Regions from separate parts of the Homo sapiens genome. Here region 2 is linked to region 1. A link is a contact called in ENCODE Hi-C or POLR2A ChIA-PET data. All regions are on one chromosome and are shown on one strand. The core of a region is the stretch at or near the end of the contact, and the rest is flanking DNA. Distances in the headings are between cores, read along the strand shown. Region 1 holds the start of LEMD2 (LEM domain nuclear envelope protein 2). Region 2 holds the start of MAPK14 (mitogen-activated protein kinase 14).

What was found. A loop is a pair of places that touch in the nucleus more often than their neighbours do. ChIA-PET counts read pairs that join two places held with the same protein, here RNA polymerase II (POLR2A). Pooled maps may share reads with other maps.
Region 2: a map of B cell shows a loop between it and region 1 (18-fold over the local background). The contact joins the promoter of MAPK14 here to the promoter of LEMD2 in region 1. A Hi-C loop is called at or near these places in 1 of 168 maps with a recorded cell type or tissue (B cell) and 5 of 50 pooled maps. POLR2A ChIA-PET finds 5 or more read pairs at or near these places in 1 of 52 experiments (A673).

What each region holds. Positions count from the first base shown.
Region 1 is chr6:33,786,341-33,793,159 of GRCh38, forward strand. It overlaps LEMD2 (LEM domain nuclear envelope protein 2), which reads right to left and starts at 2,790. Exons shown (of 9, transcript NM_181336.4): 1 at 2,041-2,790; 2 at 394-434. The coding sequence starts at 2,776. It overlaps LOC105375024 (a long non-coding RNA gene), which reads left to right and starts at 3,038. Exons shown (of 3, transcript XR_926707.3): 1 at 3,038-6,815. RefSeq lists enhancers at 1,754-2,303, 2,916-3,005, 4,216-4,819 and silencers at 1,956-2,405, 2,446-2,825.
Region 2 is chr6:36,022,849-36,030,210 of GRCh38, forward strand. MAPK14 (mitogen-activated protein kinase 14) reads left to right here and starts at 4,960. Exons shown (of 12, transcript NM_139012.3): 1 at 4,960-5,425. The coding sequence starts at 5,310. SLC26A8 (solute carrier family 26 member 8) reads right to left here and starts at 1,793. Exons shown (of 20, transcript NM_052961.4): 1 at 1,656-1,793. RefSeq lists enhancers at 1,238-1,739, 1,740-2,239, 4,571-5,010 and silencers at 5,201-5,300, 6,664-6,958.

The sequences.
Region 1 (6,819 bases), core at 1,540-4,039:
GACAGAGAATGTGGAATTGAGAACTTGGCCTCCTGATGCTTAGAAACGCCGGCCCTTCCTCCCAGTGCCAGGGAGCTTGAGGGTCCTTCAACAACAACCTACTGCATCCCCCTAGATTGACTCAGGCAGATCAAAGTCCCCGATGCTACATTTGATGGGAAAGTGTCCATAACAAGCCCAGGGTTGGATTTTGGGAGGTCAATTCTATTTCAAGTATTCCTTCACTGCCACAATTGAGCCTGACAAGAACATCACAGAACACAATGTGACTCTGGTACATTACAGGAAGCACTCCCTGAAAATGATCCTATTCTTTTTCTGGGGAAGTTTACCTCCTGATGGAGGCTAATATCCTCAGGAAGAATAATAAAAACCAGAGAAACTCAAACTCACCTCATCTGTTTTTCTCTCACAGTCCACTGGCAATAACTTCACTGAGACCAAGAAAAGAAACACAGAGGAAATTAAGTGTGGGTTGAGAAAGGAATACAAAAAGAGACTACTCACAACATTTGGAGGGAGTAAAGCATTACCAAGCCAAGGGTGGGGATTAGAAAGATGTCATCTAAGGAAGGCACTTTTAAAATGCAGACAGCAAAATGTAAGGGTATCCAAATCCTGGATTAGGAATTACGATAGCTGGGTCCTTGTCCCAGCTGAAAATGATTAGCTCAAGTTTCTTGGGCAACTCAACCACTCTGAACCTCTGTCTCCTCGTCTGTAAAACGGGATCAAATGGGCCTTCCCTGCTTAACTCAGGGAGTTAGGCCCAAACAAAACAAAATATAGGAGTTTTGTAAACAATGATATGTTAAACAGAGATTAACACCGTAATGGGAGGGGAAGTCCAGGTAAATACCAGCATACATTCTAGCGCTGTTGTCTTAAAGCATCTCAGCAGTGAGTACCAGTGTGATACTGTTTGACATCACCAGTGTAGTTATAGTACCATGACACTCCCAGGTCTCCTTAATTTCTCTAGCAGGTCGACAAACTATTCACATAGTTGATAAATGCTCTCATAGTGGGGAAATCATTTGGGTGTTTGCACACGAGTCTGTTAATACCCTTGCCCACAGACTTGTACACTCCCAAACATCCATCTGCCACACCAGCTAAGACATACTTTAGCTTTTTCCTGTATTTTGGCAGTTCCTGCTAGGCATGAAAGGATGTGGCCTTGGCTGGAAGCTGGGAACAGTATTAGTCACATTCGTGCTTTGTAAAGAGTATTAAAAGTTGGTGAACTACAGTGGCCCTTTATACCTAAATGTATAATGAAATGATCTCTATGTTTCCTTTCAGAAAACACACAATCCTCAGCTATTCCGGATACATACTGTATCCTGCAGACCTCTCATTGGCATATCTAACCATGTAACTTAAATGTGGCCAGAAGGATGGCTGTGAGCATCCTTGAGTCGTAGTCTCTCTCTTAACACACTCCATGAGGGTGCTACAAGCAATGATAAGGGCCTCCAGTTGCGATCAGTTTAACCTGTCTGGCAAGCAAGGCTGGTAGATTCTCCTGTTGACAAAGCGGCGGCCCTGTGATTCAAAGAAGTGGAGAGTGGACTTTTTGGTGCTACAAAGGTGGGACCCCCAACCAGATCCTATCTGTGGGCCACTGAAATCTGGAGTGCCTTCAAACAGGCACTAAATGTGTAAGCCAGAGGTCAAAAGGGAAGAACCCAAACGGATGGGGTGAATCTGTTAGAGGGGGGTGTGGCTTCCTCTCCAGGGAGAAAACCAGAGGTTGGAGGAGCAGTGACTACAGCTTGTGATTGAAAGGGAGACGTTAGAAGGGAGGGCTGGGGCAGAAAAGGAGAACAGGAGAAAGTGAAGGCAGAAATTATTGCAGATGCAGGAGCCTTGGCCCTCTCTTCCCACAGCTGGAAGAAGGCAGGCCTGGAAATGAGAAGACAGTCAGAGGCAGCTGACAAGGCCGGAAGTGCGCGGCCTGGCGCCGACAGGAACGGGGGGTCCTCCGGCGGACACACGCGCGCCCAGGGCCCTCCCCTGCGCCGGCCCAGGACGTACTGTTGTCCTCCGCCTCCTGCGGCGCTGAGGGCTTGCCCATCTTCACCCAAAGGATGCCCAGGAAGACGAGCAGTAGCCCTAGGCTGGCCCAGAGCAGAAGCCGAGAGAGCCAGCGCTCCAGCCGGCGCCCCACCTCAGGCCGGGCCCTCGCCGCGCCAGCAGGGCCCGCTCGAGTCGCCCGCAGGCCCGGGCGCGGGTCGGGACCGAGGAGGGAGGAAGGCAGCCGCGCCGGGGCGGGAGACGCTGCCCACCAGCGGCGGGCCGCGAGACCCGGGCCCTGCGTGGCCCTGTCGGGCGTCCGGGCGTCCTCGTCCTCCTCGGAGCTGCCCCGGACCGAGGCGCGGCGCCTGAGTTGCGCCGGGCGGGCAGGATAGGCGAGGCCGCGGCTCCCTACCCAGGAAGCCGCGGAGGGCCGGATATCACCGTAGGCCCCAGGGGTCGCGTAGGCCGAGCCCGAGGCCGGCTGGGAGAGCCAGGGCTCCGCCCGCGGAGAGGCCGCGGCGGGCCGGGCGCGCAGCGGCGCATCCTCGCGTAACCGGGCCTCTTCCCGTAACCGCTCCTCGCCCCGCGGCCGGGCCTCCTCCCGCAGCCGCTCCTCGTCGCGCAGCCGGGCCTCGCCCCGCAGGCGGCGCAGCTTGTTGCGGTAGACATCCCGGGTGGTGTCGGTGATGGGTCCTGGCTGGAAGCCCAGGGCCTGCAGCTCCCGCCGCAGTTCCAGGTCCGACAGGCCGGCCATGGCCAGGACGCCGCCCCCCGCCCGCCCCTGGCGCGCACCGCACCCGGAACTGCTCCCTCCCGCAGGCGCGGCGGAGCGGGCGGGGCCACGCGCCATGATGGGAAGGTCGGTCGCCATGTTGGGAAGGTCTGCACTTGGCCTTTGGTCGGCCATGATGAGGCGGTCTGACGTGGCTCTTAGAGCCGCCATGGTGGGAAGGTCCAAGGGGGATTAAATTTTTTGTTTTGTTTTGTTTTGTTTTGTTTTTCTCTCTCTCTCCGCTCTCCCACTTCCCTTTGTTTGTTAGATCAAGCGGTATTAATCTCTGAGTCCTCCAACCCTAGCTCTGCCTCTGGCAGGTGGTAAGCGTTCAGTAAAGTCAGCGTTGATTTAATAGATGAATTGCTTAATGGTGAACGAAGCCACTGCCACGAATGGAGAGACAGGATGATTTGCCTCTCTGGGCTTGGGGACTGATGTGTGATCCGGTTTTATTTGGGTCTTAGAGTACACTCCAGGCATGCTCCAAGACCCTGTCCCGACTTCGGGCTTGTTAACTGGGCGACACTGAGCACCAAGTAGGTGCGATCCCTGCCTTAGGACAGACACTGGCCCCCAAGGAGCGCCAGCCTGGAGGAGACGCAGCATCCATGGTGGAGGCAGAGGAGCAAAATGCCCTTGGGTTCGAATGGGCAGTTGAGGCTTCTCTGCGGAGGGCCTGTGTCTGCGTAATGGGATTTTTACAAGGAGACATGGGAGAGAGAAGACTCCAGAGATACACGGTCTTGCAGCCTCACTGGTGGTTTAGGTTGTGGGCTTTGGAGCCAGACAGTTCGATTTCAAATCCCTACTCACAACTATTAGATGTGTGATCATATTCAATTAACATTGTTAGCCTATTTGCCAGTAAACCTCAATAGAGTTGCTGTGAGGATTAGAAGAGGTAGTTTGGCTAAGGTGCTTGGGACAGTGCCTGGCACACGTTCATGCGTGTTTATACTTAACCCACATCTTTGCAGTGTCAGTGCTGTGTAGAGCCTCCCACAGGGCAGGTGATTTGGTTACATGAAGGCTCTTAGCAGGAAACCCCTAAGGGAAGCAAGGGAATGTGGCAACTGGAAATAGAACCAGTTTATAATCTTCCTTCCACATCCCTCAACTCCCATTCCCAAACATTTATTGCCGGCCCAATGGGTTCCATCCATTTCTACCCCTGCCATTCCATTCTCCCCTTCCCCCAGGCCCCTCCTCCCTGGAACTGCCCCGTATCTGTCCCAACAGCCCCCTTGCCCATTCCCCACTTTATTCCCTCCCCTCCCTGACACCCTGGGCAATGCTATGCTCCTCTGTCTGGGTTTTGCATTCCTGCCACTTGCTCCACCTCAGGGGTATTCAACACTGGCCACAATTGCTGGGAAAATGACAGCCTCGGCTTGGTCAGCTTCCACTGTTAGCCTCCCCATCTCCCCTGACTTAGCTGCTCCCATGTGGTGTGATTTCTCTCACCAAGTGTTGTTTTCCTTTTCCCTGCATGTGTTTGCACAGAATGCCATGAATTTGATATAGTGATTGCCTAACACATATACCACATAATAGTATTTTATTTCTTTCTGAAGCACTGTTTGCATGACAAATGAGTTGGTAACATTTGTGCAACTCCTTGCAGCTGTGCGGTTCAATATATAAAGAATGAGCCTTTCGGCATCAGTACTGGCCCCATGTATTCTAAGAGGGCTTGAAACTAATGCTTAAACAAAGTTATCGTTACAGCATTTCACAGAGTTATGGTCTATTTTATAACAATGGATCTCAGGGCGATTTAAAAATATGGACTGAACTGGAGCCACCCCCAGTGGTGGCACGCAATGTGGGCTTTGTCAGCTTCCTTGTGTTTGGGGACACTGCTGCCGCTCCACACACGTAGGGTCAAGTGGCCCACAGCCCCTCCCCCAGAACCCTGTTGTCTTCCCTGTGGTGTAGAACCCACTGTGCTTGGAGTTGTGGCCTTTGGCCACCCATGGTCAGCCCTTTTACCTCCATTGTGGCTTCTGGCTGTGGATGGCCTTGTCTTGCAGGATCTTACAGGCAGGCCTTTGGATGTGCACCAAGGGGCACCCAGTGACCACTTAACTGCAAATTTGCTGATCAATGCTCCCCTTCCCCACCCCCTCTGAGAAGGAACCTCACAAGTTAGTCAGGCGTTCCTCCCAGTTTTTGGGCCTTTCCATTTCATCCTGAATTCCCAGCTCCAGTCACGTTCCTGCCCAGATTTATAGCCCCTCTTTGGTTTAGTGAAGTTGGCGTGTTGCTTTTTGCTTTCCTCCACACAACCATCCACATGCTGCCCTCCACTTGGAAGGGCTCGACCTCAGCTCTTCTTTGCCACTGCTGCCCCTTCGGGAGCTACCCACGAAACCTGCCAGGGCTTCTGGCAGCCAGCCTTTCTGTGCCTTCAGCCTGGCTCTCCTGCTGGGCCTGTCCATGGCAGGAAGGCTTATTGTAAAGAAAAGGGCAATATTGCAAAGTCAGAGGCTGCTCTGCATGCCCTCCTTTCTCATCACTTTGCTGTGGGTTTTTTTTTTAAGGTGAGCAGCAGCTTAGGCTGTGGTCAGTCTTCCTGATGTATTAAAGGCAGAAGAGGAAAAACAAGCTCCAATATCTAAATCTACTTAGTAACCACATCCACACATTTATCAGAGGTGAAGGGCTGCTCTGAGCACGCTCTGGATTCCCGGGGGGCTGCCATACTCCCTTCCGTCCCGTTGACCTCTCTCTGTCTTGGCAGAGCCTTATAATAATCACAGCCATAAATCTTTTAGTGGGTTCCATTCTCTTCGTCCTCCTGCAAAAAGCCCTGCACACATTTATCAGGTCCTCAAAGATACTCAGGGACCACGGAATCGTCCTTGATCCACCTCATGGAGGGCCTCACGTATTGCCTCAGCTATTCAGGGCTTCCTTCAAACTACATTATAGGTGGCATTACAGTGGGGGCAGGGCACCGGGAGATTGTGGTTGAAAAGTGGGGGCCATGTGGGGCTCATATTTTGACTGGAATGACCCAGGAACACCCAGCTTCTCACTGCTCCATCTCAGTGCCTTATGGAAGAGGAGGACACTCTTTTCCTCTCTCTAGGTCTGAGGGTGCATCAGCTAAGGGGGAAAATGGAGTCACAGAGAAATGCCAGAATGGTATTTCATAATCTGTTGAAAATTAAACAAATCTCTCACTCTTTTGACTGCTCTCACACTTTGATATCCATGAGTAAGAGTTCCTTCAAAGGCATGGAATATATTACCGAATGTCAATAACAAATTGTGTATGAAGAAAAATGTAATGCTTTGAGAATATTTTCTTTTGGGCTTTGTCCATGATTAGATTACACTAAATTACAGCATACAGATATCAGGCAATTACTCTTTGCTTTTAACTATTCAATTTCATGGCAAATCCACATAGCGCAGTAATGCTAAAATCACACCGATGTGGTTACCAAGAAAATACCTCATCATCTCCATTTTGTGAAGCTAGGTTCAAGTTGCACTGTAATGACCTGTAGTCCTGTTAAGTGTAAAGTACATTCCAGATGAACATGGGGTAATCCGTACCTCTCTGTAATTGCCAGATATCTGGAGAGATTCTTGCAGATGTTGCTGGATAAGCCTGGGTGAGATGTGAAGAGGAATGGCATCTTTGCTCTCCTGGTTACTCTGGCTACCCTCCCTGTCTCTGATCCTGGTTGGTCTCTGGTCCTACTCATTCTATTGCTTTAACCAGGAGCATGTCTCCTTTTCTTCTGTTTTGTGAAAACATAGTCATTTTCTCTTCACTCAGCTCACAGAATCCTCCCCAACCTCCTCCCAATTTTAATTTCTTCCAAAGCTGTGGATATCCCATAAGCAATCAAGTCGGCTGTCCTGGAAACTGGAGGAGCTTGTTGGTGAAAAAAGAATTATTTGAGCCAATTGTGAGAAATCGAACAGTGGCAGGAGGAGGAAAACGAGAGAAGAAAGGAGCCGACACATCTAAACAAGCAGCCAGGGCACTGTGCATACAGATGTAG
Region 2 (7,362 bases), core at 3,710-6,209, 2.2 Mb after region 1:
GCAATGACCAGAAACTCCTACTGTTGAGTAGGCCCCACTTAGCAAGACCTACTGAATCAGAAACTCTGGGGGCCATCAGTCTGTTTTAAGAAGCTGTCCAGACTGCTGGGCCCCCAGAGATTCTGATTCAGTAGGTCTTGCTAGGTAGAAAAAAAGCAAAGAAGCTGTCCAGGTGATTCTGATAAAAATTAAAGTATGACTACCACTATAAATATAGTGGATTATCTTTCATGAGCCTTTCAGTGCTAAATTTGGGGGCCCTGTTAAAATACAAGCACTTTTGGCCTAGCTCTTTCACCCTCCATAGTACCCTTATCCATCCATCCATCCATCCATCCATCCATCCATCCATCCATCCATTTATCTAATTATTTACATTATCTGTGTTCAGAGTGCTTTAAAAGTAAAGAATAGGCCAGACATGGCTCAGTGGCTCATGCCTGTAATCCCAGCACTTTGGAAGGCCAAGGCGGTTGGATCAGCTGAGGTCAGGAGTTCAAGACCAGCCTGGCCAACATGGTGAAACCCCGTCTCTAATAAAAATACAAAAATTAGCCGAGCATGATGGCGTGCCTGTAGTCCTGGCTACTCAGGAGGGTGAGGCAGGAGAATCGCTTGAACCTAGGAGGCAGAGGTTGCAGTGAACCGAGATCAAACCACTGCATTCCAGCCTGGGCGACAGAGCAAGACTCTGTCTCAAAAAAAAAAAAAAAAAAAAAAGTCAAGAATAAAAAGTTTAAATACAATCCAATTTTTTAGCTATTGACCCAAATAATATGAAATCTTGAAAGCTAGTTTAGTTGCAGGAATATCTTCCCCCTGATATTGTTAACTTTCTTATGTTTTCTATAATCACGGAAAGGCAAAATTTACTTCCGAATTTTCAAAATAAGCATTTGTAATTCCATCAGAAACAACCCTACACCTGTTACTACCTAGGTTTTTATGGAGAATGTATTGGGAATACAGAAAAGGTATAAGCAAAGAGCCTGGCCTTTAGATCCTTTAGTCACTCTGGCTAGTGGCTAGGGATGACTAGTAAGATGACAGTCCTTAAGCGGATGACCATTGGACACATAAACATAGGACAACCACCTTCCATGCAATGTGGATAGAGTAACATGGTGTGTTGGAGAGATGCTCATTATTGGGGTGGGGGTGCTGGAGAAGGCTTCACGGGGCCCCTGACACATCAACGGCATTTGACATGAAAAGAAAGGGGCAAGGAGGTGGGGGTGGGGATTCAGTCACAGGGAACAAAATTAACAAAAGCAGTGGGGTCTGAAAGGAAGAGGAACGGCCGGGCAGTCAGGCCTCAGGAGGAAATGGATGGGGTAGGCGGTGGGGTGCAGGTAGCACGTCAGTTCTGGGGCTTTTGACAATATAGACAGGAGAATTTGAAAGGATGCAGCTTGCAAAACGCACACACTGTTGTCTCTTGTCATTGCCATCCACACGGCCTTTGAAAGTAGAGACAATACCTCAGAGATAAGCTCCCAGGGACGACCATCATTCATTCATTCCACAGATACTGACTGAGTGCCCACGGCGTGCCTGGCTCTGCGGCATACCTGGGTACCTGCCGGTGACGGACGCAGCCCCCGCCCTGGGACCTGCAGCCCCCGGCGCCCAGGCGTCTCCCAGCAGCGGCTCACCTGGCTCCTTGGCGGGGGCGGGAGTGCGGGCGCTGGGATCCCACACGGCTCTCGCCTGGCTGGCGGCGCTGCGGACGCGGATACCGGCGGCGGTTCCCGAGCCGTTGTGGCCTAGCCCGCGGGCGTTCCGGGCGGGCTGAGGAGATGAGAGTGGGGGAGGGGACGAGGAAGAGGAGCATGAGCAGCTGGGCTAGGGAGCCAGGAAAGTGGTACCTGGGTCGCCCTCCTCATACCTGAGTCGTGGGATCCCCTTGGTATTTGGTAAACCTGTATACCAAGGCTCCTTCTCTCTCCGAGGTTTTGCTATTCTTGATCGAGGGCCTATTTGGTGCCAGGCCTCGTGTCCTGAACATACAGCAGTGCACATGTGTCACATGTGTACTGCACAGACGGTAATTCACTAACGTCTCCGGAAGACTTAAGCCTTCCTCAGGTCAGAAGAGGTAAAAAGAAATGGAGGCTAGGAGGGTCACCCAGGTCTCCAACCATAGGCTGTCTGCCCCACAAACCCGGCTCTCCCCACTGAATGACACCCTCCTGCCCAGATCTGCTCTGGATGCAGACATGCCATCTGCACTCACTCCCTTTACCCTCCTCCCACCCTATCCCTGTCCCTAGCACTGTCTCTCACTCCACCTTGTATTCCTGCTTGGCCCAGTTACAGTTTTACACTTGTTTGTTTGATGACTGTGTTAATGTCTACCTTATAATGCACTTTATGTATTCCTTTTTGTAAATCATCTTACCCCTATGAGGGCAAGGACTTTTATCCCTTTCATTAACTGTTTTATTATCAGTGCCTACAGCAGTGTGGTGGACATAGGAAGTATTCAATTAATTTTTGTTGAATGATTGCCCTCCCATTGATTGTAAGCTCCACACCGGCAGCAACTGTAGTTTTTAATCACTTTTAAACTGCAAGTGTTTGACACCTAGTAGGCATTTAATACACATTGGTTGAATGAGTGTATGAATATACTGCTTACTTTATCTTTACCCTTTCATTCACCCTCACCTCATCATCCCAATTTGTAGGATAAAAATGTGCATTTCTGAGGATTCCTACTTCCAAGCTTCCTCCTCACCCTTTGTAACCATTCCCTCATTCCCTTGATCCCCCCAACCCCATCCCTCATGTCTTCACAATCATGTTTTTGCTCTTACTTCCCCTTCACCCTCCATTACTTCTTAGAAAGCTTCCTATCCTCCCTAGTTTGGAACATTCTCAAGCAACATGTTTTTGTAGATAAGAGAATTCCAGCCTAAGCTACATTGGATCCAAAACAGCTTTCCATGAATCACCCATGACTATCTGTTTTTTGGTTTTATATTGCTTTCCTTGAAGAGGACTGAGGATACTGTACCACTTGAAATCATGGTCACTGTTCATAATTTTTTCAACAAATATTTATGACACATGTTTTATGTTCTAGACATTGTGCTAGATGTTGGGACAAGATATGCAAAGTCTGAGCCCTCCAAGGTGTGTATGACACAAAATAGAATAATCACGGGAAATGTTGAGAAATGTCCTGGCTTGGATCTAGTTATTTCTAATACAAGAAACTAAGAGAATGAGACAGGATCTGATTCTTCTGCTCATTGTAACAAGCTTTAGCATAGGCATAGGTTGATAATGGATGTAGGCATGGGGTTAGAATGCCTTGCCCATTCACATTTATCTTGTTTGGTTTTTACAAATGACTCTGTTAGTCGGGAATGCAGGGCAGGAATTCTCTCGTAGAAGCTGGAACTGAGGTTCAGGAAAGGTCAGTTGACTTGCCTAAATTCGATGAGACTCCTGCCCTATTCTCCTTACTCGAAGAGGCCTGAGTTAAATGCTTAAAATCCTCTTCACTGATGGCTCTTCAGGATAGGAGTCAGTTTCAAATCTTCAGTGTAACGGTTTTTTAAATGCTTCTCAAAGGGAGATATCAGAGACTTTCCTGAATCAGAATCACCTAAGATGTATTATAAAAATGCATGCTCTTGATCAAGACCTCCTCTGACCTACCCAATTAGACTCCCTGTGAGTTCTGGGAACTTGCATCTTAAACTCCCAGGGTGATTTTTCTGCATGTAAGTTTAACTGGGAGAGTTTTAATGTAAAGCTTCGGTTTGTTTTTGTTTTTGTTTTTGTTTTTGAGACGGAGTCTCCCTCTGACGCCAGGCTGGAGTGCAGTGGCGCGATTTTAGCTCACTGCAACCTCCGCCTCCTGGATTCATGCAATTCTCCTGCCTCAGCCTCCCGAGAAGCTGGGACTACAGGGTCGTGCCACCACGCCCAGCTAATTTTTGTATTTTTTTTAGTAGAGACGAGGTTTCACCATGTTGGCCAGGATGGTCTCTATCGCTTGACCTCGTGATCCACCCGCCTCGGCCTCCCAAAGTGCTGGGATAACAGGTGTGAGCCACTGAGCCCAGCCCCTGGAAAGCCTCAGCTTTGATGCAGGGTTAACATTTGCCTTTGGGACATATTTCGTCAGCATCTCAAAGAGTAACCCATATGTCCTTGAGCAGATGGGAATGCAACAGCCTTCTGGCCGGAACCTGTCTCTTTCTTTCTTTCTTTCTTTTGAGACGGAGTTTCGCTCTTGTTGCCCAGGCTGGAGTGTAATGGCACGATCTCGGCTCACCGCAACTCCGCCTCCCGGGTTCAAGCGATTCTCCTGCCTCAGCCTCCCGAATAGCTAAGACTCCAGGTGCGCGCCACTACGCCCGGTTAATTTTGCATTTTTAGTAGAGACGGGGTTTCTCCATGTTGGTCAGGCTGGTCTCGAACTCCCGACCTCAGGTGATCCGCCCGCCTCGGCCTCCCAAAGTGCTGGGATTACAGGCGTGAGCCACCACGCCCGGCCACTTGTCTCTTTTTTATGCAAGTGTTTTTTGGAATTTGGGGGTTCAGGTGAGCAGGTGCTCTGCTGCTGGTAACTACTCGCAGTTAAAGATCTTTTGACTCTTTCCCCGACACGCTATTTGTCAGTGTCGTTTTCCACCACAGAGCCAGGTATTTGCCCCGCCGGCCACGGTGAGGCGCGCGAGGCGTGTGCTGCCAGCTTCTCTCTTCCTTCCCCGGTCCGCCTTCGCGCCCTTAAGGAGACAGTCCCTGGGAGTTTCTGCCTTTGGTCTCCAGTTATTGTTCTCTTCTCGCGAGAACTGCTCCTCCCATCCTCTTCTCTCACGAAGCCCCGCCCGCGGAGAGGTTCCATATTGGGTAAAATCTCGGCTCTCGGAGAGTCCCGGGAGCTGTTCTCGCGAGAGTACTGCGGGAGGCTCCCGTTTGCTGGCTCTTGGAACCGCGACCACTGGAGCCTTAGCGGGCGCAGCAGCTGGAACGGGAGTACTGCGACGCAGCCCGGAGTCGGCCTTGTAGGGGCGAAGGTGCAGGGAGATCGCGGCGGGCGCAGTCTTGAGCGCCGGAGCGCGTCCCTGCCCTTAGCGGGGCTTGCCCCAGTCGCAGGGGCACATCCAGCCGCTGCGGCTGACAGCAGCCGCGCGCGCGGGAGTCTGCGGGGTCGCGGCAGCCGCACCTGCGCGGGCGACCAGCGCAAGGTCCCCGCCCGGCTGGGCGGGCAGCAAGGGCCGGGGAGAGGGTGCGGGTGCAGGCGGGGGCCCCACAGGGCCACCTTCTTGCCCGGCGGCTGCCGCTGGAAAATGTCTCAGGAGAGGCCCACGTTCTACCGGCAGGAGCTGAACAAGACAATCTGGGAGGTGCCCGAGCGTTACCAGAACCTGTCTCCAGTGGGCTCTGGCGCCTATGGCTCTGTGTGGTGAGTGTCGCTGGGCCTGGGGCCGCTGTGGGCAGGGTGGCCCCTCGCGCCCGAGGGCCAGGCCTGCTCCACTGCTCAGCGTTGCGTCAAGTGGCAGGAATTTTCCTCGGGGGAGGGCATTGCTGCCCCTTCGAGCTCTGCCCGTTCTGCACCTCCAGCACCCCTCGCCCTGCACTCACGCAGGTATGCGGTCCACCGTGTGCAGCACTCAGGTCCGCTGCGAGAGGTAGGTGGTGGTGCTGGAGCTCGGTTCTGGCTAGCACCCTGCGCCTTCCCCTCTCGGAGGGTTGCTGCTCGGCAACAGGCACCGGGGGAAGGGCCGCTTCCTTGGGGGTCTCCCTGCCTACCTGGAGCAGAAGGACCCTCTCCCGTGATGCGCCCACGCTGGGGCTCCGGACCCTGGGTCCTCTGAGCAGACAAGCTCGGGGAACTGCCGGGAGAAGCAGAAGGGCACAGCCCAACCCGAAGACTGCGGTCATCTGAACAAAACTGACCAGGAAGGGAGCTCTCTCCGGGCCTTTTTTTTTTTTTTTTTTTTTCAAAACTCTGTCGAAATCCCATCTTGAAAAGCGTTCTTTTTGAATTCGCACTTGAATTAACAGCGATCCATAGAGCTTAAAATACCGACTTTATCTCGGTGAGCACTGTGCCAGCTTGAGTGGTGTGTTTCCGATTCGGTTGAAAGCGTATTTCCTTTCCGTGGAGGGGCGGCGGTGGTAGTGCCTGCAAGAACACTGCAGCTTGAGAAACTGGCAGGCTCACTGATTAGTCACATACCACTGCTCATTTAAGTATTGTTCGACAAAACAATTTTCTCATTTGGAGCAAGAAAGATTCAGATCTGTAAGGCGCCCTCAAGATCAAAAAGTTATTAACAGTGCTGGGAGGTATTGTAAATATTTTTTGAGATAATTCCTGCGAATACTGTGTTTTAAAAGTCCCTTAGAGAGCTTGCAGGGAGTTATCTAGTTATCTGCATTTATGGCCTGAGGTACACGATGGTTTTCGTAAGGATATGGAACCACATAGAAAAGGAAGGGAAGAGATACTTTTTAGCTTTAATTTACACCGTGAGTGTGTTTTAAATTAAGTCGATAGCATATAATTTCCAGACCTGAAATATTTCACTAACTGCTCTCTTAACTTCCAAGGTTTTATACCCTGTATTTTAGATTTTCTATAATTTGAAAGCTACGGATCTTAAACTAAGTATCAGATTTAACTGTTAGCTTTTTCTGTGTTTTAGTAATTCGTATTGTATGCGTCATTTGAAAACGGGCCTGTAAAATCGTTTTTTTGTTTTGGAACAAATTCCAGGCTTTTGGATGTGTTAATCTTTAAATATGATTTCTGTGTTTCCCAAAGTCACATCATGAATTTCCTGTTTGGTAGAATCTTCTGGGTAATTGAGATTGTGCAATTGTGTCCAGCAACAGATCATATTGCATTTTCTAGTTCAAGTTGCTTAAGTTATGTTGCAGATAGCACCGTGCTTGACATCTTTCTCCCATTTTTACAGCATGGCAGTTTACATTTTAAAGGAATTTGCAGCATTTTACATTCAGAGAGTGTGTGTGTGTAGTTGGTTTGCAGCATTTTACATTCAGTATATACATATTATATAGGTATATACATTCAGTATATACATATTATATAGGTATATACATTCAGTATATACATATTATATATATCTAGTTGATTTGCTAATTTTCAAAGACGTATTTGGATCATTGCTCTTTTAATATTTTATAGCTCATTAATATACTTCCATTTTTTCATTCTTGAATTGACATACATTTCTGTAGTATCACGTTTTCGTTTTCAATGCTATTTAAATTTTAATGGAGTGATACAGCAGAATAACTCAACTATAGAGGGTTTGGGTGAACTCCAATTGAATTGCTTGCAAGGGTTCGCTACTATTGGTGACTAGCTCT